Linked DNA regions of Mus musculus: regions 2 and 3 are each linked to region 1. A link is a loop called in an ENCODE intact Hi-C map of the cell type or tissue named here. Cell type or tissue: heart. All regions are shown on one strand. Region 1 holds the start of Atg16l1 (autophagy related 16-like 1 (S. cerevisiae)). Region 2 overlaps Dgkd (diacylglycerol kinase, delta). Region 3 overlaps Inpp5d (inositol polyphosphate-5-phosphatase D).

Region 1 (8,000 bases):
TACACAACTGAGACGAGACAGTGAGGCTTAAGGTTCTCTTTCCCAGCATCTAGTTCTTCCTGGTCATTTGATGAGATTACTAGGGGGAGATGTGGAACAAGTGTAGTTCAGTGGAGAGCACTAGTCTAGCATGCTCTGGGCTCCAGGGCACAGAATTGCCTCAACAAAAACAAAAACAAACTTCAGTTGGTAAAAGAACCTTTCTTATGCTTGAAGGAGAAATGAGAGTCAAAGGATAGCCTGAGTTGGGGCAATGCCTTTATGTCAGCATGCTGTAGGCTTCGAGAGAACCTGAGTTGGAGGCCAGTCTGGGTGACAAAGAGACCCAGTTAGTTTCAAACACCAAAGCAGCACATTCTGAGTTCCAACGTCACCAAGCAGAACAAGAGACGGAGCACAGGAACCCTGTAGACCTCTGAGGGTTACAAATCTGCACTACAACCAAAGCTGGGCATGCTGGCAGTCCTACTTCTCCTTAAAATGGAAGTGCAGGAAAAAGTTTCCTGCATTTGATGGATTTTAGGAGGAAGTGGTTCCTTGGAGAGCATTGACAAAAAGAGGGTGTCATTCAGTTTCACCACAGATGGACATCCTGTGAGAAGGGAGGGTGGGGCTTTTAAAGGACACCAGGCATTTAAGAGGGCTCCTTCATAAAGGTTTTCTCCTACAAAGAAGGATCATCAATAAGGGAGTCCACACTTACCCAAGGCCTCTTCTTGTGTTTCTGTTCAGGCTCAGACAGAACTACACAAGGAACACAAGGGAGATGGTCAGAAATGACCAGCTTGAGAAGGCTAGAATGAACTAGGTCATAGTCAAACTAGAAAAGATATGACCAATGCCCTGGCCTATGAAGAAAGATATAAAGAAGCAAAGGTTGTCTGCCCAACCTGCTCCATTGGCCTCCCATGCTGTGTTCTCTTCTCAAACAGCTATTCCGTGACTGACTGAGGATCAGCCAGACCTTACGTTCTATCCAGCACCTTCCCTAAACTGGCAAATACTAGTAACAACCTAAAATAGCGTGAACAGTAGGATTAGTTTCCTAAATTACAGCTTTGTAGTCTATCTAGTGCCTTCACTAGCCTAGCAAGTACAAAGATCCCACCCTCCAAAGTCTATAAACACCGAAAACTTCTTTCTTCTGTGGTTGTTGACAGATGTCCCAGATTCCTCTGCTCTAAGTAGATAGTATTATTTAAGGACCTGATCACCTGAAATTCATCTCAGCTCATCCCTCATTAACTTGGAAAGAATCTTCATTATTTAAAATATTTCCCATCTCTGACTGTTCCAATGGTTTGACACTCTCCTACCAATAGGTTATCCAGTTTTGAAATTTAAAAAAAAAAATCAAAACAAAACGAAAATGACTCAAGTTGTCTCCAAGATTATTATAGATGTTGTTTAATGCCCTTATATACACTCTATTTTTATGAAGCAGGCAGGGCATATCTTCACTCCCATTTTAAAGATGCACCAAACTAGAAATGTCTGTAAGGACCTAGTGAGATCTCTGACCCAATCTGTCAGATTTTAACTACATTATCTTTTAAAGAGAAACAAGAACGGAACCCATAAAACGTGTAAACAGATTCCTGGGCTACATTAATAGCCATTGCTCTCCCAGAGTGCAAGGAAGCAACACACCAGAGACAGCGTCCCTTTCCTGCTCTCCTTTTAAAGGGCTAAGTGCTGAGAAAGAGCCATTCCTCAGGAGAGCCAACAAAGGCAAATGCACAAGTGTCTTAAAACCAATGTCTAACCTCAGCCCCAACATTAACCCATACTGCAACTTCATCATCGTTGGCCTTGGTGCTTCATAAAAATTTAACATGAAACAATACATGCCAATTACTTAAAATGCTCAAACGTGTGTGCAAATCGAACCACTCAGGAAGCATAAAAAAAGTATGGGACTATTTTATCTTCTGTCATTTATACTGACTTAATTAGTCTGGAGTGTTTTTGATTGTCAAGTACATCCCCAGATGATTCTAACGTGTAAATAACTACTGATTTATCCCCATCAGAATGCAAATAGCAGTACTACGATTTCAAATCCCACTACCCGCAAAAACTTAGGAAGACTATGCCCAGGCTATCTCAGGAAGCAGATGGAACCTCAGGATCGAGGAGTGTCAACGCATTCGTTCAAATGTGAAACAGATTGGCTAAATTGGGAACACGAGGCACGAAAATGATCGTTGAGAACCCGCCTTAAGAATACAAGATACTTTCGATCCTTAAAATTCGCAAAGAGCGGCGAAGAGACCACTCTTTTTTTCTCACTTAAGGCTTTCAATAATAGCAAATGACCCAGTGGACAAATCCTAAAACTCAAATGTGTACCAACAATATGGAGAGGCCTGAGAAGTCAAAAACCACTAGTTCCACAGCATTCCGAAGAGAACGTCCATCTCTCGAGTTAATGCGTAAAGTCAATCTCTGTCTTGAACTCGATTCCTTAAACACGACGTTTTTGGAGCCTGACTACCTAAGTGCATCGGCGCCGCCTGGGTTATCGAGATTTACAACTGCAAACGATGTCTGTGGAAAGAACCTGGAAAAGGGGAACCCTCCATGATCGCGCCTAAGGTTTAAGCCAAAGAAGGAAGGTAAGCAACGAAAGGGCTCGAGACGTGCGGGACGCCAGGTCCCCGACGAGGCCGCCATGCGCGCGGGCGGAGCCGGGGTTCTCGCTGCCACGGCGCGTTCCACTCCCCGCCCCGGGCCCGCGCGTGCCGCTCACACTGCAGAATGATCTCCTCGAACGCCTGCCTCTGCAGTCGGTCCCGGCGCCTCAGTTCCTCCGCGATGTGACGCTTCCAGCGGGGAAAGTCTGCGGCGCGCAGGCCCGACGACATGCCGAACGCTGCCCCGGCGCCTCAGGGCGGCCGATCCGTGCCGACACTGGGGGGCTGCAGGCTGCAGCGTGCTGCCAGCCGCCAGCGAACAGAAGCCGGCCGCCGGAACCTCACCTTCCCACACAGGGCACCCGGAGGCGATCCGGGAAGATTTTCCGGTCTCTGCCGGAAATTATTCTGGAGAAGGCCGGAAGGCCCGCCTCGTAGCCCGACGTCCTAGGCCGCGCGCAAGCTCCCGGCCGAGACTTCGCGGGACGCTCTCAAATGACGCAACCTTGAAGCCGGAAGCGTCGGTGATGAGAGGCAGCCGCTGGGAGGCACCCTGGCTTCGCGGAAGAAGACAGGAAATGGGGTGGTTTTGTCCGGGGGTGTCTGTTTCCTTCCTCCTTTTACATTGTGTGTGCATCTTTTTTTTTTTTTTTTTTTTTTTTTTTTTAATTTCAGCTCAGAAGTGGGAGCTCCCCTGTGTATAGTGAATGATTGTCGTTGAGTGACAACCTCCCTAAGTATTAGGTGCCTAACCTGTAAAATGGGGGTAGTAATGGTATTTAACCGGAAGGTGAAAAGCCGTGAAATGTAATTTCTCTCTGCTGCATGGCAAAACTGTCTTCACATAGACAACTGCGTCCCTCCAAGACCTACGCAAACTGAATTTTAGCTCATGCCTGTGTGTGCCTTCAAGGCTGATCTCAAACACCTAGACTCAAACCATCTTTTTGGTCTTTTGGTTACTACGCTCTCAAAGGATATGAATCAATTGAGAGACACAGTTTAAAGAGAAATTTAGCAAAGTAAACACGCCAAAGAGAGGAGTGGATTTTTTTTTAAAAGATATCTTTGTTGGGGATTTATTTTTTTTTCTTAATGAAAAGGAGGTGAGTAGCATAATTCATGGAGTAAGGCCACCCATTTCTCTCTCAAAACAAGGAAGATTGGTTCAACCTTTTAGGGTACTTCTGGTTTTCCAGAAAAGCCCACAGGTTGAGGCTGGAGGAATGCAGACTGTAAACTCATACACACACATACTCACACACACACACTCGCCGTGGAGCCTTGGGTAGTATTATTATCACTTTTTTTTTTTTTTTGAGATTCACAATTTTTCTTTATATACATTTCAAATGCTATCCGGAAAGTTCCCTATACCCTCCCCCCGCCCTGCTCCCATACCCACCCACTCCCACTTCTTGGCCCTGGCATTCCCCTGAATTGGGGCAAATAAAGTTTGCAATACCAAGGGGCCTCTCTTCCCAGTGATGGCCGACTAGGCCATCTTCTGCTACATATGCAGCTAGAGATACAAACTCTGGGGGTACTGGTTAGTTCATATTGTTGTTCCACCTATAGGGTTGCAAACCCCTTCAGCTCCTTGTATGCTCTCTCTAGCTTCTCCACTGGGGGCCCTGTGATCCATCTTATAGATGACTGTGAGCATCCACTTCTGTATTTGCCAGGAAGACAGTTATACCAAGGTCCCTTCAGCAAAATCTTGCTAGTGTGTGCAATAGTGTCTGAGTTTGGTGGCTGATTATGGGATGGATCCCCAGGTGGGGTAGTCTCTGGATAGTCCATCCTTTTAGCTCCAAACTTTGTCTCTGTAACTCCTTTCATGGATATTTTGTTCCCTATTTTAAGGAGGAATGAAGTATCCACCTGTTGGTCTTCCCTCTTCTTGATTTTCTTGTGTTTTGCAAATTGTATCTTGGGTATTCTAAGTTTCTGGGCTAATATCCCCTTATCAGTGAGTGCATATCATGTGTGTTCTATAGTGATTGGGTTACTTCACTCAGGATGATATCCTCCAGATACATCCATTTATCCAAGAATTTCATAAATTCATTGTTTTTAATAGCTGAGTAGTACTCCATTGTGTAAATTATCACATTTTCTGTATACATTCCTCTGTTGAGGGACATCTGGGTTCTTTCCAGCTTCTGGCTATTATAAATAAGGCTGCTATGAACATAGTGGAGCATGTGTTCTTATTACCAGTTGGAACATCTTCTGGGTATATGCCCAGGAGAGGTATTGCTGGATCTTCTGGTAGTATTATGTCCAATTTTCTGAGGAACCGCCAGACTGACTTCCAGAGTGGTTGTACAAGCTTGCAATCCCACCAGCAATGGAGGAATGTTCCTCTTTCTTCACATCCTCCCCAGCATCTGCTGTCACCTGAATTTTTGATCTTAGCCATTCTGACTGGTGTGAGGTGGAATCTCAGGGATGTTTTGATTTGCATTTCCCTGATGATTAAGGATGTTGAACTTTTTTTCAGGTGCTTCTCAGCCATTCGGTATTCCTCAGGTGAGAATTCTTTAACTCTGTACCCCATTTTTAATGGGGTTATTTGAATTTCTGGAGTCCAGCTTCTTGAGCTCTTTGTATATATTATTATCCCTATTATTATCATTATTATTGTTGTTGTAGTTTATCAAAAGACTCTTACAAGGACCACAGAGACCGCCGCCATCACTGCAAAACGCATGAGGATTTTTATTGATCCAACATGTTGGGGACTTCCCTCTCAGCACGCAGGCCAGAGGAGAGACCCAGAACAAAGAAAGAACACACTTTTTTATACCTTTGTAAGGGGCAGATTTGAGCGACAGGGTTCTCATTGGTGTAGCAAGTAACTCTTTCAGGCATTGGTTGGTTTGTGTAGTGACTAAATAACCCTTTGGCCTAGTCCCTCACTTTTCTTGCCCCCCCATGGTGGGTTATTATGATTTGGTCAGCAAAGTAATGGTACATTTTAAACTTATGGATCAGCTATTAACGTCACAGCTATTAACATCAAGGAAATTCTCGCAACAAGGTCAGGGTGGTTTGTGGTCTTTGTCAGAATTTAGTGTGGGGCAGAGTAGGAGAATTGCTAATCTTGTTATGGTTATTTCTCTGAGAACAGCTAATATTATTTTAGCAGTAGCAAAGTTAGTAATTTTGACTGCTAAAACTATGTTTTTACATTTGTTTAGCCTGGCTCTGCACTTGGCCTGCTTGTATAGTTTGGAAAGTCCTTTTCAGAGGGGGAAGGTACTAGGTGGTCTTGAATTCATTTCGGATATTACAGTATTATCTAGGAGAGATGTCTGGTAGCTTTCCTGATGCTGTACTAGTTTTGTGTTCTGTTTGTTGTTTATTTTCTTTTAACCTGACGCAGTCTGGGAAGAGGGAACCTCCTCTAAGAAACTGTCTCCATAAGATTGGCCTGAAGGCGAGCCTGTGCATTGTTTTCTTGATTAACAGACTGAAAGCTGGGCTGGATGGCTCACTGGGGAGGCAGAGACAGGTGGGTCTCTCATGATTTGAGGCAAGCCTGGTCTACATGGTGAGTTCTGTGATAGCCAGAACCTGTCTCAAAAAAACCAACCACCAAAAACCTAAGACATCTGTTTCATCTCTGGCTCCTTTTTGGTGACCTTTCATGCTCCCGGAAATGATCGCATGGATCTCTGTTAAGAAAGTTGACGTTTTGCTGTGAATGTTGGGCCATGGTTTCACAATTGCTTCTCAAGCTGTACAAAGTTAGGAGCAGGGAATTAAGCTGTCTCCTAGAACCCCCTGCTTTCAGATTCTCTCCACAAGTTGCATTCTACCAGATGTTCTTATATCTGCCCTCTGGAGTAGCTGAGACTATCTATAGTCATGTGCCTCTGTGCTCAGAACCACTGACCTTAGAAATGCCTCACTACCACCACCACCACGAGAAGGAGATGGATGAAAATAGAGCTAATAAAAGCTGTGAACAATGAATCAGAGATTCTGTCCTTCATTATACTCCTAGGAGCCTCAGAAGGCAATCCAATACTAGTAGAAGTTAGAAGGGAGAAACTGATGACACACAGACCCTTAGAAAGATGGTGTACTGTCCGGGTTTATGTGTCAACCTGACACAAGCTGGAGTTATCACAGAGAAAGGAGCCTCCCTTGAGGAAATACGTCCATGAGATCCAGCTGTAAGGCATTTTCTCAATTAGTGATCAAGTGTGGAGGGCCCAGACCATCCCTGGACAAGTAGTCTTGGGTTCTATAAGAAAGCAAGCTGAGCAAACCAGGGGAAGCAAGCCCGTAAGCAGCATTCCTCCATGACTTCTGCATCCACTCCTGTCTCCAAGTTTCTACCCTGTGTGAGTTCCTGTTCTGACTTTTTTGTGATAAACAGCAATGTGGAAGTATAAGCTGAATGGACCCTTTCCTCCCCAACTTGATTTTTGGTCATGATGTTTTGTGCAGGAATAGAAACCCTGACTAAGACAGATGGCTTTGTTTGACAAGCTCACTTGAACAGAAAAATTGGTTCAGAATTGTCTGAACATCATTCCCTTTAACAGTCTAGTGAATATGTTGCTTTTAGCAGGTTAGTAAGATTGTAACAAGGACCAATGAAATGGCTCAGCAGGTAAGGGTAATTGTTGCCAAGCTTGGTGACCCGAGTTCAAGACCTAGGGCACATACACTAGAAATAATGGACTCCTGCCAGTTTTCCTCTGACCTTCACACATACATACACACTGGGGCACTCATGTACACACATAGACACAACACAGGTGCATGTGTACAAACAGTAAATAAAATTTGATTAAAAAGATATGGAGCCACACAATGTAGGATTCACAAAAGGGGAATGGAATGTCAGAGTCTTCTAGTAAAAAGATCCTTCATATGCATCTAACCCTCAAGAGACTTGAGGCCTCAGGGAGTAGGGAGATCTGGTGGGGGGTGGAGTGGAGACATTCTGTTGGAGACACGGGGGGGGGGAAGGTATGGGATGAGGAATAGTCAGAGGGTAGACCAGGAGGGGGATAAAGACTGAACTATAAAAAAGAATCAAAGAATAACAAAAAAGAAGATCCTTCATAGACAGTTAAGAAATCGTTGGAACAGAACAAACATGGAGAACAGGTTCTAGACCTGTAGTAAGGATACCCCAATAGTTTCTCTGGAGGCATTAAAGGGAACCCTGGGAATCACATGTAAGTTATTTCCTCCTGCAGGGAAGTAAATGAGGAAGCAGGTCCTGAGAGTTATCTTCAACATGGCACCAAATCTTGTCAACTAATCATGAGAATTTTCTGACAGGCATATAATTAAAACATAATTGGTATGTTTGCTAATTTGCTCAGCTAGCAACCA
Region 2 (8,000 bases), 170 kb before region 1:
ATCTCAGTTTTGCCAGACTCTTATGAGCAGCCATGAGAACACCTAGGGAGGACAGCGAGGTCCCTCAGCAGGGGAGGCCCTGTTTCCTGCAGGTGATACAGTGCACATGCCTCTCCTAATCATATCTGGTGACATGAAGGTGGTACAGACATAGGCTACAGGTGAGAATGTCAGTTTACTCCAATGGCCAGAGCAAAGAGAAAAAGCACCCTAAAGTGTCCATGACAAGCTCACCAAGTATCACTCAAACCATACCTTTGCGTTGACTTCTCCCCTTGGCAATCACACAGCTCTCACTATGGACAGATGATGTGCACACCCTGTTGTCAGTCTTCAAGTCCTTCTTCTCAGATTCAGAGAGGCCTAGGACAAAACCCTGCTGCTCCTGGGTCTGGGCATTCTGCTCATCCACCGCTGGTAAAGAAAGAACATTCTTGCTAAGTCTGTGCCAGTAGGGCTAAGGATACTACTATAGGTTCTCTCTTCTCAGTGGTAATATAGCTCAAGGCTCAGACCCAAAACCCTCACCACAACACACTTTAGTCCAGTGCCCTAGCTCAGTTAATGTACTAGGACTTGGGCATTCCAGCTAACAGGCTGGAGAGAAGGACTCTGAGACAGGAAGTTGTGGAGGTGAAGAGAGTAACTAGAGGCCCTAGCAGGAGAGTGTGTGGTATGGTCACACCGGTGACCAGGTACGGTGTGACCACAGGGTCTGAAGCAATCAGAGGTGGAGCTGCTCAGAATGACAGGAACAGAGTTGGTAAAGTGAGAGGGAGAGCACCGTGTCAAGTGTGGTCCTAGGGCAGTGAGAGGGTAGGTAGGAGAGAGTGAATGGTCGACAGGGTTTGGGAACTGTCATATGAAGATGGAGGTGGGGAAGTCCTTGGGTCTATAACTACATCCAGGGAATCTGGGAACTCCAGTGACACCTAGGGACTCAGAGACCCATTACCTTTTTCTGTGTGCTCTATAATCTGGCGAATTGCTTTCTTCAGGCTGTTGGCTCTCAGCATTAGCTGCTCCCGGGGCCGGAAGATCTGTGGCCGGGAGGGGCATGCCGAGCCCACCAAATGGTCCCCAGTAGAGCTACAGATGTTGCCTGATCCGTCCCCATCCTCAGCCTCCTCAGCAATGGTAGGAGGTGGGTTAGACAGAGAGGATGAAGCCTGAGACTCGTCATCCAAGGTCTTGAGGAGAGAGTCCAGTTTCTCTTTCAAGACAGAGCACTGGATTCAAGAAATAGCAGCATGAGAGCAAGCTCCTCTGCACCAGCTGCTCCACCTACCCTGTGCCTGGGAACCTACCTTCTTGGCCATGACCTCTGACTCCTGCGAGCTCTCTGTCGTCTTCTCATAGGCCTTGCCCACTCGAGCCACAAAGTCCTTCACTGTCTCACAGAGCACTCTGTAGGACAGAAGGCAGCTTGGCTGGGACCCTGCAGAGCAGCAGCGTGCCGCCTCTCTGAGTCCCCAGAGCCCCACTACTCACTTGGCTGATGAGATCACCACAGAATGCTGGTCCGAAGTTAAGATTTTAGAAAGATGAGCTGCGACTGAGTCTTCATAGAAGAGAATTTGCTGCACCTATAATCATACCAAAACAGGGGGCAGTTAGTCCCACAGTCTACTGTGAGCGCCATTAGTGTCTGACTTGGGAGTTTTCTTCGGCCCTTCTGGTCCATCCTCTCACAGAACAGACCATCTCTAAACACTATCAGGGCTGTCCACCGCTAAGGGAGCGAGGACAAAAGTGTCACCAACCTGTGGACAGACTAAATGATGAGTCAGAACTAAACAATCCCTATCAGAGCCCCCGACAGACTATGGCTCTTCAGGCAGGACAGTGAGAAAGCCTGAAAGCCCTGGCGTAAACCCCAGTCTACCTTCAGTAGTGCGCTCGCTCGTGGCCAGGCAGTGCAGAAGCTTCCTTTTGCCCTGACCAGGAACTCTGTCTCTCAGCTCCACCGTTCTCTGTCCACCCCATAGCAAGCAAACCTTCTCACAGGTCAAAGAGAAACTATCTGTGCCAGTCTCAGACATTTTCCTGGGTACTTTTCTCAGGCTCCACACAAATATTCTCAAAACAAAAGCACAGGCCACGCTCCACCTGTGAAGCCATAAAAAGTAGGCTTGGCTTGGCTTGCTGACTGCTACTGTCCTTGACCCCTTGGGCTTGTCAGACCAGTCACCTAGCAGGACCAACACTGCATGTGCCCAGCGGAGCAGTTAGGACATAAACACAAATCAGGATCTCAGAACTGAATCCCTGGAGTGGCCACTGCTCAGCACAGAGGACTGGAACTGGTGCTGAAGCGGTGTGTGCTAACTACAAGGGCAGCACAGATGTCAGAGAGAGACAGATGAGCATGGAGACTTCCGGAAGCAGACAGGAGGAGGCTGTATAGGAAGAACAGCAGACTGCATAAGTGCTGAGCATAAGATGTCACAAGGGGTTAGGCATCGGAAAGCACCTCCCAACAGTCATGAAGCCCTAGAGTTGAGCCTGCTCAGCCTCAATCTCAGCCCAAGGCTCTTCCTGCACTCCTTCAGAACCACAAAAGGGACAAGGATGTAGTAAAAAAGCTGAGTACATGACAATCACATGTGGGGCTTAAATAGCAGGTGGTGGACTGGGGGTCAGCTCAGTGCCAAGTGTGAGAATTGAAGTGCCATTCCCAGCACTACAAGAGAAAGAGCAAGCAAATGGTGGTACCTCTGAGTCCTCGCTGAAGTCCTCAGTGACAGTGGAGGAGGAGGCCTGCCGAGGGAGCTTGGTCTCATATGCCATGACACTCCACCTGCACAGGCCCAAAGTCAGCTCAGCTGCAGAATACCCACTAACACCCAGGGATCTGCAGGGCCCCATCCCCCAACCAACCCCTCACTGCTCCAATGTCATAGTCTGGTGCCTTTATCTTAGTTGTATTCTGACTGTTTGAGTTTTCTGGTTTTCTTGAGACTAGGGCTAGTCTTAGTCCTCACAAGTCTTAGAGTATGAAGCTTGGCCACAGAGGCCAATGCTTCTTGGTCCAGCTGCCATTCACACATCCTGGCTGCCCCACTCACCTGTCCAGCATCTTAGTGCTGGCCCTCTCCAGCTTTGCCAAGATCTGAGGAAGCTGTGTATCATCATCACAGGCAGAGCCCCAGCCAAGAACACGGGCCAGGTCGTTCCCTGTCCCCAGGGGCAGCACACCTAGCTGACACTGGTGGAAAACAGTGAGGAAAACATTCCTTAGACAGCAAGTCTAAGAACCATTCTCATGCAGTACACACTCTGTTGACACCATCAATAGCCACAATAAGTGTAGGAAGTCTGATTTGAAGTATGTGGCCTGTACCTTCTCAGTAGAGCCCACTAGAGGGGACAGATGGGCTTTGTGATCACCAGCAGATACCAGGATCCCCAGCCCTTCCTCACTTATTCAACATGTCTTGGCAATCAAACCTTGCTGGTTTCTATAACCCCTCCCTTCCCAAAGACACTGAAATACTCAGACCTAAAGAGTCAATCTATAACTCCTCAAACATCTCTCTACCCTACTGTACATCTCACTCATTGATGCCACACCACTAAAAGTCACCCCCCCCCACCCCCCAACTTATAGGTCCTATCAGAAGCCATGCTAAGGCTGTCTGAACATACAAGACCTAGTCTGTGTCCTGTATTTACCTGTAAGGTAGTGGTTTCCTAAATTGCCCCTAGCCCTGCTATCTCCTCCTAGACTTAACAGAGGGCAAAAGTAAGGGAAGAAGGCAGAACAGAGAAGGAAGGGGCAAATATGGGGTCTAGTAAAGTCTGCTGTCAGCAGGGAGGACCAAGGGTTATAACTGTCCTAGGGAGGGTTACTCTCAGCAGCCTATGGATGGCCCAGACTAAGGAAGATACAAGAAGGCTGGGATCATGTGGGCAAGCCAGCAACTAGCTTGAAGTAGGGAAAAAGGAAGACGAAGATATCAGGAATAGTTGGGGGCTTCTCCTTGGGTCTTGAATGCATGAAGACTTTCGGGCAAAGTAGGAGCTGAGTGAAAAGCAAGGTTGGAAACCTGCAACATTACAATACCCAGAAACCCCAGAGTGTCCCCCAAATTGGCATGGCATCAAACTCCAGTGAGTCACAAGCTTTCCCCATAGGAAAAGTGTGAAAGATGAGAGTGGGACCCATGAAGTTTGACCATATAGCATGTACTAGAGGCCAGGGGAAGAAACACTACCCCATAGAGGGCTGGGGAAGCTAGGGGTGCAGGAGAGAGTACACAGAGCTCCAAGAAGCACAAAGAAGCCATAGGAGACAAGTGTTTACAGAACTTGACTGAGTACCAGAACCACATTCATAGCATTTCTGCAAGCCAAACAAACATTCAGCTCAAAAGCCAATCAACAAAACTGTAACTATAGTCCCACCACTGGGGGGTGCTGAAGCTTTTCCTAGAGTTATGGTGTGGCTATCAGTAAACCCTGGACCGTCTCTTCTCCAGACAATACACAAATTATGATTGGTGAGTAAAACTAGACAATGAACACAAAATCACTGAAAACTAAAGAACAACAACAACAAAAAATCATAAAGAAAATAAAAATGATAAGCCAGAAAACTAGGGAAATATGTTTGTTTTGTTTTGTTGTGTTGTTGTCATTTCAAGACCGTATTCCTCTGTGTAGCCCTGGCTATCCTGGAACTCTGTAGACCAGGCTGACTTGGAATTCACAGAGATCCACCTGCCTCTCTGTCTCCTAAGCGTTGGGCTTAAAAGCACGCGCCACCACCGCCTGGCAGGAAAAAAGCTGATCTTTACTGACAGACGTAAAAACCATGAGCAGGGGATTGGTTTAAAACAGCATTCCAATAAGGCTGCCCTTGACGTTACTGTAAAATGAACACTTTCTGTTTACACACCTGAGCAAGACAAGGCAAGGCAAGGTCCCATGTCACCTGGAATGTGAACTGGAGCATCCCTGACAAGTGCAATTTGGCACTAAAAATTTAAATAAGGGGCTCCTCAAAAGAGAAGATTCCATAATGTGAACAGGATTTCTGCAAGGTTGTCACAGTCCTCGAGCTCCTGCATGAGGGGAAAAGTGCTAACTCAGGTCCTCCCACTACATCCCATGGAAAACTGCCACTCTGAGCTGTTCCTGGAGCAGAATACGGAAATCCACACATACTGCTATTTCAACAGTTCAGTAACCAACTAGCAGGCTGCATTTTGACACAATCTGAGTGACGGCTATGACAGTAGGCACAACGGCTAATTGCCAAAAAGAAGGACTGAGGGTAAAAAAATCAATGAACACAGGAAGAAATCAGGATAATATATCTTTATTTTAGTGTTAAAAACTAGGCAATTAGGTTCAATGAACTGCAACTCAAACTTTATAGAGGTTGAAGATTCTTCCTCTCCTCTTAAGACAGAGGCATCTAGCAATTAGGTACATCACCTCCCAGGAAAGAGGTGGCGCTTAGGGGACTACAGCCCCCATACTCATCCCCCACATGGAGCCTGATGCCAAGTTGTTTTTACAGCTCCCTTAACCTACATGATTTTCCCATTCATCCATCACAGTGGGGTGCCCCTCAACACCTGTTTGTAGTACCTGTTTGTGAAGGTTGAGGCTATCGATTTCAGAGAGGACCCAGCCAACACTGCCATCCCCGCCACAAACCAGAATCCGGAAGGTGTCAAACTTCTGAAATAACCGTAAGCTGTAGAAGAATGGGAAGCCAGGGAAATGAGTGCACTTTAAAAGACAAATGACGGGTTTCTCTGTCCTACACTGAGGGGACACCCTGTTCCATGTGGCTAAGCCCAGATATGTATATATAAGGTCGACAAGGTGGCCTAGATGTCTGTCTGCCAAACCCCTCTGCTCAGGGCCCATTTTTGTCTACATGAATGATGGCAATGTCAGATCCCAGCAGCTCCTCCAACCAGAAACAGGGAGGAGATAATACACACATTTCAGGGTACCACGACATTCTCACTTGATGTCAGCTCCTAGAAGGACTTGTGGCACAGTCTTCCATATCCCAGCTAAATACCAGGCCCAAGAACCCCAACTCTTGCTTTCCTCATTCATGTGCTAGCCCAGCCCTCCCCTCCCCGAGTAAGGGCAGCTTGGCTCAGCCTCCATTGCTGCTCTGAGTCCTTAAGGAGTCTCCAATAAAACCTTCTCAAACAAGAGTTCTATCATATGTTTTGTCTAATGGCTTGCTAATTAAGAGAAAAGAGTCAAATATCTCAGCAAATAATAGGAGCCCTCTCTGATAAGTATCTGATGCCCTCAGCTCCACCAAGGTCTGACCTAGTCCCTATCATGTATATAGGAAAAGGTGAAGGCAAGAGTATAAAGTGGGCACACTGGACCTCCTCAGAAGCTAGCACATTGGAGACACTAAATCACTAGCTTAACATAGTCTCCCTTACTTCGGATCCCAAAGAAACCAGTGCCTCCCTCCATTCAAGTAACTATTTACATATGCTGCCTTCTCACCAGGGACCTTGCAGACTCTGTCTCTAATGGAGCTGGCTGCAGAGGAAGTCCTCTGAACACAAGCTAGGATGGGCAACAAGACAGTGCCTCAGATTTGAACCATGGTTCAAATAAGTTCTGAGCATCAAGATTGCATTGACTTCCAAAGGGTAAGAAAAATATTTACATGTATCCTTTAAATGTTCACCAATGAGGATCCCTGCTCTCTAGAGAAGCAGTGGTCAACCAAGGCCAGAACTCAGGTAGTTAACCAAGTGTATGATATCAGGTGCTTCCCAGAAACAGGAAATGAGTACACCAGCTGCCAAGCCATCTCTACTAGACCTCTGTCACACCACCCTCTGCTTAGCTCCAGCGATATATCAGGGAGCTCTTACACATCAAAGTCCAGCTTGCCTGCCACACAGCACAGTGGAGTTTTCAAACAATATCCCTACCTGAGCCTGTTCAGTGTAGTACAATCAGCAGATACGGTACTTTTAATATCCCTGCCGAACTGAGACTAGTTCCTCATTAACCTCAGAAAGAATGGATCTGTGCCATTCAGAAAACAGGTATCTGCAGAATTTCAGGAATGCTGCCTTTGAACAAACAGCCTGTAGGAAGCCACTAGTGACTGTCTTCCAGCAAGCTGTGCAGCAAGTGAGAAAGAGCAGAAAAACAAAACAAAAATAAGAAACAAAAAAACAAAAACAAGAAAGAACATTGAAGGCCCAACACCCATGAGCCCCACAGCTTAGGCACACAGAGAAGTCCAGGCTCAAGCTATAGCAATATCTGGCTCTAAAAGAACCTCTCCTAAGCTCCTCCCAAACTCACAATGGAAGTAGGGGCTGCAAGCACCTCCCATTTCAATCTCCCCAAATGCTGGCATGCCCTCTGAGTCCTACCTTACAAGAACAAATGTTTCTTGCAAACCTGTGGAAAGTACAAAACTAAAAGGGAAGGCCACGTCTCCCTGGCTGGCAGGCGAGCACTGCACCTGCATGAAGATCCCACTGTGCTGAGATGGAAAAGTCCCCTTGGTTTTACTGGAAAAAGGCTTCCCGAGAACTAAGCGGGCAGTCCAGAGAGCAAGGCAGGTCTGTAAGCACCAGCACAGAAATGTCCCAAGCACAGGAGCTGATACATGTGAACATGCTGTACGTAGCAACTAGAGTAGTTGCGCATGCATGTTCACTCTTGTGTGGTGCTTTTGCAATGGGAGATGCAAACACCTACCATCTATTAGGAGCAGGTCCTTCATAAGCAGACTTTTGAGAGGGGCAGTTGAACTTTGCTATTTAAAAATTTCTTTATAAAAATGCATTTTTATTTTATGTATACTGCTGTTTTGCTTATATGTATGTTCATGCACCACGGGTACAGTGTCTACAGAGGCAAGAAGAAGGTGTTGAATAATACTCTGTGACTGGAATTATAAACAGTCAATATGATGTGTCTATAAAAAGATAAAGAGAGGAGGAAATATGTTCTATGGAGGTGTGATGAAGTGTGGGGGAAAA
Region 3 (8,000 bases), 59 kb after region 1:
TGCTTCCTGACCAAGCCCAGCTGCTGCTGGCTGGCTGGCTGACTGGAAAGACAGTGACAGTGACAAGGGGCAGCCATAGAAGTCCTGGGGCAAAGGAGGCACAAGCAGAAGGGAACTATGAAGAAAGGCAGAGGATCCATGACAGGAGCTGTATTGAGATCCTGCGAAGAGCTGCTACCTTAGCCTGGTTCTGAGTGTTCACATGTCTCTTTGATTTTCTGTCCACAGCCGACTCCTGAGAGCCTCTGTCCCCTATGGCTCGACCCAAGGTGGAGTCTCCTTACCCAAGTGGGCAGCTCCACGCGGTAGTTGAGATCCCCAAGCCAGAAGAGGTGGGTGAAGCGGTGGGTGATGTTAAATGGGCTTAGCTTCTTGTCTCCCAGGGCCAGGAACCGCAGGATGTTCATATAGTTTTGATTTCTCCTAATTCAAGAAAACAAGGGCCATCTAGCACATCTAGCATGGGTACTGTCCTTGATCTGACAGTAGGAAGTCAGAGGCAACAGGTGGGAAACAGAGACTTAGACTCAAGCTCTGTCCCAGTGGTCACCTGAGTGTGTCTGGGAAACCCAACTGGGAACACAGAGTCTAGATTCCATGCAGGAATCTACCCATTAGGAAACAGATCAGCAATTGAAATAGCTGGTTATGGTCATGACAGAGGCACATGCAGACAAAGTGAGCTTTGAGCTATAGGATGCTCCTGAGTGGTATTTCCCTTTAGAAATGAACCAGGCTCAAAGGGGTTCACTAGGTTGATAATGACATCAACATGTTTTCTGTCCTCCAGACAAGAGTCACATATACCTGAGGTCTCTACTGTACTACAGTTGTCTTTGCTCAGACGGCAGATGTCCAGAAGGTCCTGAGGCTGGGCAAGCATCAGGGTGTGCGAGGCTAAGGCTGTCTGGGTGCATGGAGGGAATGGCTCCCATTACCTGAGCTTTTTTTCACTTCCAGAAGTCAAGTGGCTGTTGACGAACCCCAAGGAGGTTCCATTGAACATGAAGGACACTCCCACTGCTCCCTTGTTTCCTGAGGGAGGAAGAAAGAGAAGAAGCAGAATGTCAGGCAGGCAGGCAGGCTTGCCGAGGGGTCAGAGGCTGAGGTGAGGTAAAGGGTACTAATGCTGTTAGCAAGGAGAAAGAGAAGCAGACCAAGGGAAGAGAGGAGAGTGGATAGGTCAGCGGGGGTGGGACATGCCAGTGACTGGCAGGTGGTAGCAGCCTTGTGATTTTCTACATAGGAGAAAGGAAGGAGAATGCTATCATCTGTTTCTGGCTATGGGGATGTTGGGGGCCATGATACTGAGCAGAGAGGGACAAGGAGGGGTGGAGCAGCCTGGAGCCTTGGGATTTGGGAGGTGCCTCCTCCCCCAACTGAGTGAATGACTATCTACTCAGGATCCACTCCTGTGGGATCAAAAATGTTCACCCCAGATACACACATGTACATGTACACCCACATAGACACACACAGAGAGACATACACAGACACAAACGCACATAAACACACACATATACACACCCCAAAATACGGACACACACAAGTACACACACTTCTCCAAGTGGGATCCCTGGACTGGCTGGCACTATGTCACCTGAAAGCTTGTCAGAATGGAAACCATCTGAGACTTACTGAGACAGAACCCACATTTTAGCCAGATTGCCAGAGCTGGTATAGACCCTGGATGAGTTTTTGCAAGGAAAACCTTCTGGATTTGCTAGAGACGAAGGGATCCCAGGACAGGACTCTCACAGTTTATCCTGGGACATTGCCAAAAGGAGGAGGAGGAGGAGCATGCACAGGAATGGCTTTCCCTCTATGCTCACCCAGGGTGTTGGCGATGCCTGTCTTCACGTTGTCAGTGCAGATATGGCTGATCCGATTCTCATGCTCTGGCTTGGCAAGCACCACTATGCGAATGTTCCAGAGGGTGTGGATGGCAACCTGGTGGTGGTGGTGGGAGATGGTGTTGCAACACAGGACTGAGGTACACCTTTGGAACCCTGAACATGCACCCCGGTTCCACCCTGGGAGTAAGACACCCTGTCTGTATTTCCTAGCTTTCAGGGGGAACTTCCAACAATGCCTAGAAATGAGACAAAGCACCTCAGAGATGAGAACTGGGACTGAAAATGCATCTAGGAAGTAAATATTATTCTTTTTCTTTTCTTTTTGGTTTTTTCTCTGTATAGCCCTGGCTGCCCTGGAATTCACTTTGTAGACCAGGCTGGCCTCAAACTCAGAAATCCGCCTGCCTCTGCCTCCCGAGTGCTGGGATTAAAGGCGTGCACCACCACGCCCGGCGATATTATTCTTTTAAGCAGGAGTAGGGAAGATGGCGGACTCAGGACCCTATCAACTTGTAAGGGTGCCACCTCAATGCACATCTGTGGCTCTGAAAGTGGGGTACCCCTGAGCAATCCTATACATCTTTGGAAGTATCCTGTCTGACTTCTGGAATGCTTGAAAGAGTCTGCTGTCTTCCCACCCCAGGCCTGGCCAGCTGCTCACTGTTTTAAATGTCATGCTGGTGACTTCTTGCAGGGAGTGCCTGAGTAGCTCCAGCCACTCCTTCTCTCCAAGGGGATCCTCCTGGGTGCCAATCACATAGATGTCATGGGGGATGTAGTCAGCAGAGTCGTCCCGTGTCTTTCCCTGCCCCTTGGAGAGAAACCAGGACGTGATCTTCTTGGGAGGGGGTGCATTACCTTCAACAGCAAAACCCAACACCGAATGAGTCAAAGACAGGTCAGGTCAAGGGCATTAGGGGGATTCAAAACAGGGGAAGAGGAGAATCACATAGTTACAAAAATCATGGGGGCAAATGCCCTAGATGGAGGACTCAGTGCTGATACCACCTTACATGTTAGCTATGGGCAGAGCTCAGTGAGATCTTGTTGTAAAGATAACATTACATTTCAAAGGATGGAAAGCCTGGGAGATCCTCTCTGGAGCCCTGATCTAACTGAACAGGTTGCCAGACATGTCCTAGGCTCTAGGGTGGCAGTGAGACATGAAATCTGGCCCCGTTTGTCACTCAGGAGTTTACATTTTCAGGGGTGAGTGACATGTCCGGGATGGAGGCTTCTACCGTGCAGCCAGGAAACACCAAAGGCTTCCTGGAGGAAAGTTATAAGTCAGCTAAGAACTGAGATGAAGAGGTGCTCAACAGAGAAACAGGAGGGGGCTGCAACTTGTCTCAGCTTCCGTTTTGAAAAATGAGTGGAAGCAGCTCCCTCAAGGAATGATGGGTAATCTACTTCTGGAGCTACCCTAAGTATGGGTAGATATTCTCCCCACACCCTGAGGAGATCTATCTATGTCCCTCAGCCAACAGAGAGACAAGAAGCCAATAATCCACATAATGATCTCTGCCAAACTCCCCCCCCCCCCCCGGGGGGCTCTAAGTGAAACTCATAAGGAGACCTGCCATGCGCAGCAGGGCTCCTGCCTAGTGCCTCCATGTGACTTCTCCTGGAAGGGCGCCCCCATGTGTTTGCTGCTGGAAGGGCAGCAATGGGATGACCTCCCGCCATGTTCAACCAAAAGAACTCTTCACAGACGGACAAGAGAACTAGAAAGGTCCTTGTGCCACATGCCTGAACACCTGAGGGTGAGTGCCTGAGGAGTTAATGATAGACTAAGATATCCATTAAATTTGAATTTCTGGTGGCTGGGTGATTTTTAGAGTAAGTATGCCCCATACAATGGTTGTCTGAGATTCAGATTTAACTGGACATTTTAAAAATTTAATTCTAGCTCAATATATATCCCAAAACATTTAGTATAATTGACAATTAGTATAATGTACTATTATATATATTTAGTATAATAATATGTGGTAATTGTTATATATGATATATATTTAATCCAATATATATTTTGTACCTTAGCTTTTATTGTTGAGTACTTATACCAAATGATCATTTCACTTACATATTTACCATATGATTATGCTACCATTATATTTAGCATACATATTTTGTTCATTTACTTTTAACTACACATATATGCTAAAAACTTATATATTGGGCTGGCGAGATGGCTCATTGGTAAGAGCACCCGACTGCTCTTCCGAAGGTCCAGAGTTCAAATCCCAGCAACCACATGGTGGCTCACAACCATCCATAACAAGATCTGCCTCCCTCTTCTGGTGTGTATGAAGACAGCTACAGTGTACTTACATATAATAAATAAATCTTTAAAAAAAACCTTATATATTATTTATATGGCACTTAAACTTAGGGCCACTAGGATCTATCCATCAATCCACTTACCCATCCATCCATCTACTCATCCACTGATGTCTCTATCCCTCCCCTCACTTCCTCCCTAGATAAGCAAGGACCAGACTTCTTTATTCCAGGCCTGGGGCCCCTTGGTAAACTGCAGAGTAAGCTACTTTGGCTACTTTTGGGGTGCACTAATCCTAAAGCCTATTTTACTTGTTCATCATCCTCTGACAAAGGTAGAATTCTCTAGAAAAGAGGTTGTATAGATGGGATTGAGACCAGGACTATGGCTGAGAGATAGAGGTGCCCCCTTGTGCCACTTGTAGAAGCTGAGGCAGGAAGGTGGACCCAAGTAGAGCTGGTAGGATGGAGGGGGCACAGGGACCCACCCATGTTCCAAGTGCCAATGAAGATGGTGATCATGTCAGGCTCTGGCTGCTCCGAATGCTTGTTCTTCATCTGCTGCAGGAGTTGACAGAAGCCTTCTCTTTTCTGAGGGAGGAAGGACAGACACACTTAGCAGAACCTCCACCTCCCTGCACACTGGCCTCTACAAAGATGTGGTCAGCTTAAAAAAATACTGAAAGGTCTTTGTGTGTGTGTGTGTGTGTGTGTGTGTGTGTGTGTGTGTGTGTGTGTGTGTGTGTATAAGTGAGAGAGGCAGCCACCCGGAGAGATGCATTCAAAGCTATGAGTATATGGCTTCTTGGACCCAGCTGTTCCACTGCAAGGTTATGATTTGAAGCAAAAAATGAGGAACTGCACCAAGATACATTAGAGCACTGGAGCATGTTCACAGGTAAGGGACTCACAAATATATGTATGTATATATATATACACACACACACAGAGTTTTAACATTATGGTGTAGAATTACTTTATCCACAGAAAGGTGGCCACAATACATAATTTTTATAAAATGCCACTTGGCAAAATGGAATGTGTATCACCATTGCAATAAAAAAAAAAAAAAGGGCTGGTGAGATGGCTCAGTGGGTAAGAGCACCCGACTGCTCTTCCAAAGGTCCGGAGTTCAAATCCCAGCAACCACATGGTGGCTCACAACCATCCGTAACGAGATCTGACTCCCTCTTCTGGAGTGTCTGAAGACAGCTACAATGTACTTACATATAATTAATAAATAAATCTTTAAAAAAAAAAAGTGTGGGGCATGGCCATGTAATTCCAGCACTTGGAAGGCTGAGGTAAGAAGACTGCCGTGAGTTCAAGGCCAATCTGTGGTAAATAGTGAGCACCAGGCTAGACAGAACAATATTGCAAAAATCCTGTCTCACGAAAGCCCAAACCAAGGCAAACCATAAAAACAAACAACGACGATGACGACGATGACGACAATAATCCCTTAAGCCGACCGGAAGGGGAAGTCCAGAACCGGTTAGCAGTGAAGGCCGTGCTGCTTTTCTTTTAAACTTTTAACTATTTTGGTTGCAACGTTTTTATTTTATTTCTGTAAGACTGAATTACTTATTTGGTGAGAGAAAATGTAGAGAAACGGGGCCAGCACAATGGCTCCGCAGTGAAGACATACACTATGCAATGGAGTTCAATCCTTGGGACTCATATGGTAGAGAGGGAAGTAACTCCTGCAGGTTGTCCTCTGACCTCCACACATGCACTGAGGCACATGCATCCACCTCCAAATAAAATAATTTTTTTAAATAAAACTAAGCAAAGGCCAAAGGGCATGTTAGGAAAAGGGCCTCCCTGATCTCTTACATGTATTTCTCCTATGCTCACAGCGGAGCATGAGACTCGTCTCTCTCTTAGTCTAGAGGGCTGTCGTCAATAGGGTGGCTGACTTTAAATGAGAACACACAAAATTTCAAGCAGTCCTATGAATGCTTGACTCAGGGAATAGCACTATTTGGAGGTGTGGCTTTGTTGGGATAGGTGTGGCCTTATTGGAGGAAGTGTGTCACTGTGAGTGTGAGCCTTAAGACCTTCATTCTAGCAGCCTGAAAACCAGTCTTCTCCTAGTGGCCTTCAGATGAAGGTGTAGAACTCTCAGCTCCTCCTGCACCATGTCTGCCTGCTTAGACACTACCATGTTCCTGCCTTGATGATAATGGACTGAACCTCTGAACCTGTAAGCCAGCCCCAATTAAATGTTGTCCTTACAAGAGTTGCCTTGGTCATTGTGTCTGTTCACAGAAGTAAAACCCTAACTATGACAAGTGCCAATATGAAAGGCCGGATGCCTGGTGTCCCTCACCTGGTTTCAAAGCCAGCAATTTCATATGATTCAACCTCATCATTGCAAATATCACAGTGGCCCACTCTAAAGATACCAGCTCATCATGACATAACAAGAGCTTCTTTATTGAAACCTGCCTTTAACCAGCGATGGCTCAAGGGTCAGTGTCTCAACCCCACTGAGCTTGCAGCAATGGGACAGAAATAGCCAGTTTGGGACCTATGCTCCTGAAGCCTAGAATGCTGCCTAACCATGTGAACATTCTCTACTTTCTGTACTCTCTTGCTACTGTTCCCGTCGGCTCATGCCTGCCACTGTACCTTCATATTCCCTCCCAGGATGAGTGAAAGTAGATGCCTTGGGAACCTGGTGGGGGTTACCTCTATGAGACTGTACTGGGAGCCTTCCCTTAGCTTGTCTCCAATGTCTGACCCGTGAGTCAGCCACACATGCTAAGCTATGTGCCCTATCTTGTGGGACAGTTCACCATGCCAGGAAACTTGGTAATGGAGAACAGAAGACTCCAGAAACTCACACTTAAGATGGTAGGTGCCTCCCTGCTCCCTGCCAGATTCCTGGCCTGGAACACATACCATATTCCCCATGTTGTTCACATAGCCCAAAACAGAATTCTCTATACTAATGAGGTAGGTACCTAGAGGCCCTGAGAGTTTAGCCACAAAGTGTCCCTTCTTGAACCGACATTCCTTCTTGAAGAAGGTATTTAATCTCTGGCCCACCCAGAGAAGTTGGTAAGCAGCCATTTTCCATGATGAACAACCAATAACACTTTGGAAGCAAGGACTGTCTCTTTCATTGAGAACTGCCATGGGGAGCATGGGGAAGGCCTTCATCTATAGAGCCGAAGCTTAAGTCTCCCATAGAAAGTCCATCTGCACCCCTTTGTTGATAAGCTAACCCAGAGTTCCCATTCCCCTGGCCCCCTGGGCTAGTCCCAGTCATCAGCCTGTGGGTCCCTCCCTGAACTCTGCTCTCAATTCCTTGCAACTCAGCCACACACACACAGCCCCCCCTCCCCCTTATCACGCTGTGTCGCCCATGAATCCCTGACACTTCATTACCGACTTCTCTGTGCAGTTCTCCAGAAGCAACTGGAGGCCCGGAAGTCAGGAAACCCCAACTTCAATCTCCCCTATCTTAGATTGCATCTTCCTACCCCCAGAATGGTGTCTTGGTTCTTCCCTGAAGCCCAGCACCTGATGGCAGTAGGATGGGATAAGCACAGGCAAACTCCTGTGTTTCACCTTCCTAAGTGGCATGTCCCACACCCCAGAGGTGGGGCAGCATGTGGACCCACACTATCTGTTCTTCTATCCACTTTTAGCGCCTCACTGAGCGTGAACAGCAAGGCCTCTGTGTGGTAATCAGCCCATTTGAGGGGACTTCTGAGGTGAGCAATCAAGATGCAGAGACCACACATCTGGATTGGATGAAGCACATCCAGGGGTTACTTTAGCAGAGCAGGGCAGAGTTTAAAAACAGAAGTCACACAGAAGTGACAGGGGAGCACTGGTTCAGGTCTTAAA

The links. Hi-C counts contacts between places; a loop is a spot of excess contacts. Peaks named below come from ENCODE experiments on the same cell type or tissue, not always from the same donor. Only the 100,000 strongest peaks of a DNase experiment are listed, where the experiment ranks them.
Region 2: it touches region 1 in a loop (3-fold over the local background); 18 of 42 quality-filtered maps call a loop at or near these places.
Region 3: it touches region 1 in a loop (2.1-fold over the local background); 3 of 42 quality-filtered maps call a loop at or near these places.

Annotation. Positions count from the first base shown.
Region 1 is chr1:87,751,067-87,759,066 of GRCm38, reverse strand. It overlaps Atg16l1 (autophagy related 16-like 1 (S. cerevisiae)), which reads right to left and starts at 3,056. Exons shown (of 18, transcript NM_029846.4): 1 at 2,753-3,056. The coding sequence starts at 2,867. Gm33517 (predicted gene, 33517) reads left to right here and starts at 3,321. Exons shown (of 4, transcript NR_157047.1): 1 at 3,321-3,742. In heart, a CTCF peak has its summit at 3,170; a DNase peak (open chromatin) is centred at 3,116; H3K4me3 peaks cover 2,159 bases; H3K27ac peaks cover 1,768 bases; H3K27me3 peaks cover 766 bases.
Region 2 is chr1:87,919,280-87,927,279 of GRCm38, reverse strand. It overlaps Dgkd (diacylglycerol kinase, delta), which reads right to left. Exons shown (of 30, transcript NM_177646.3): 10 at 5,599-5,707; 11 at 3,069-3,208; 12 at 2,716-2,800; 13 at 1,492-1,586; 14 at 1,308-1,407; 15 at 956-1,229; 16 at 256-414. Among named protein-coding and RNA genes, the nearest start is that of Gm19582, 69 kb to the right of the region's middle. In heart, a CTCF peak has its summit at 4,411 (motif pointing right); no DNase peak of the experiment used is centred here.
Region 3 is chr1:87,692,063-87,700,062 of GRCm38, reverse strand. It overlaps Inpp5d (inositol polyphosphate-5-phosphatase D), which reads right to left. Exons shown (of 27, transcript NM_010566.3): 11 at 4,628-4,730; 12 at 2,518-2,714; 13 at 1,833-1,950; 14 at 939-1,035; 15 at 285-423. It overlaps Gm33470 (a long non-coding RNA gene), which reads left to right. Exons shown (of 4, transcript XR_878350.2): 4 at 229-290. Among named protein-coding and RNA genes, the nearest start is that of Gm33470, 29 kb to the left of the region's middle. In heart, a CTCF peak has its summit at 3,503 (motif pointing left); no DNase peak of the experiment used is centred here.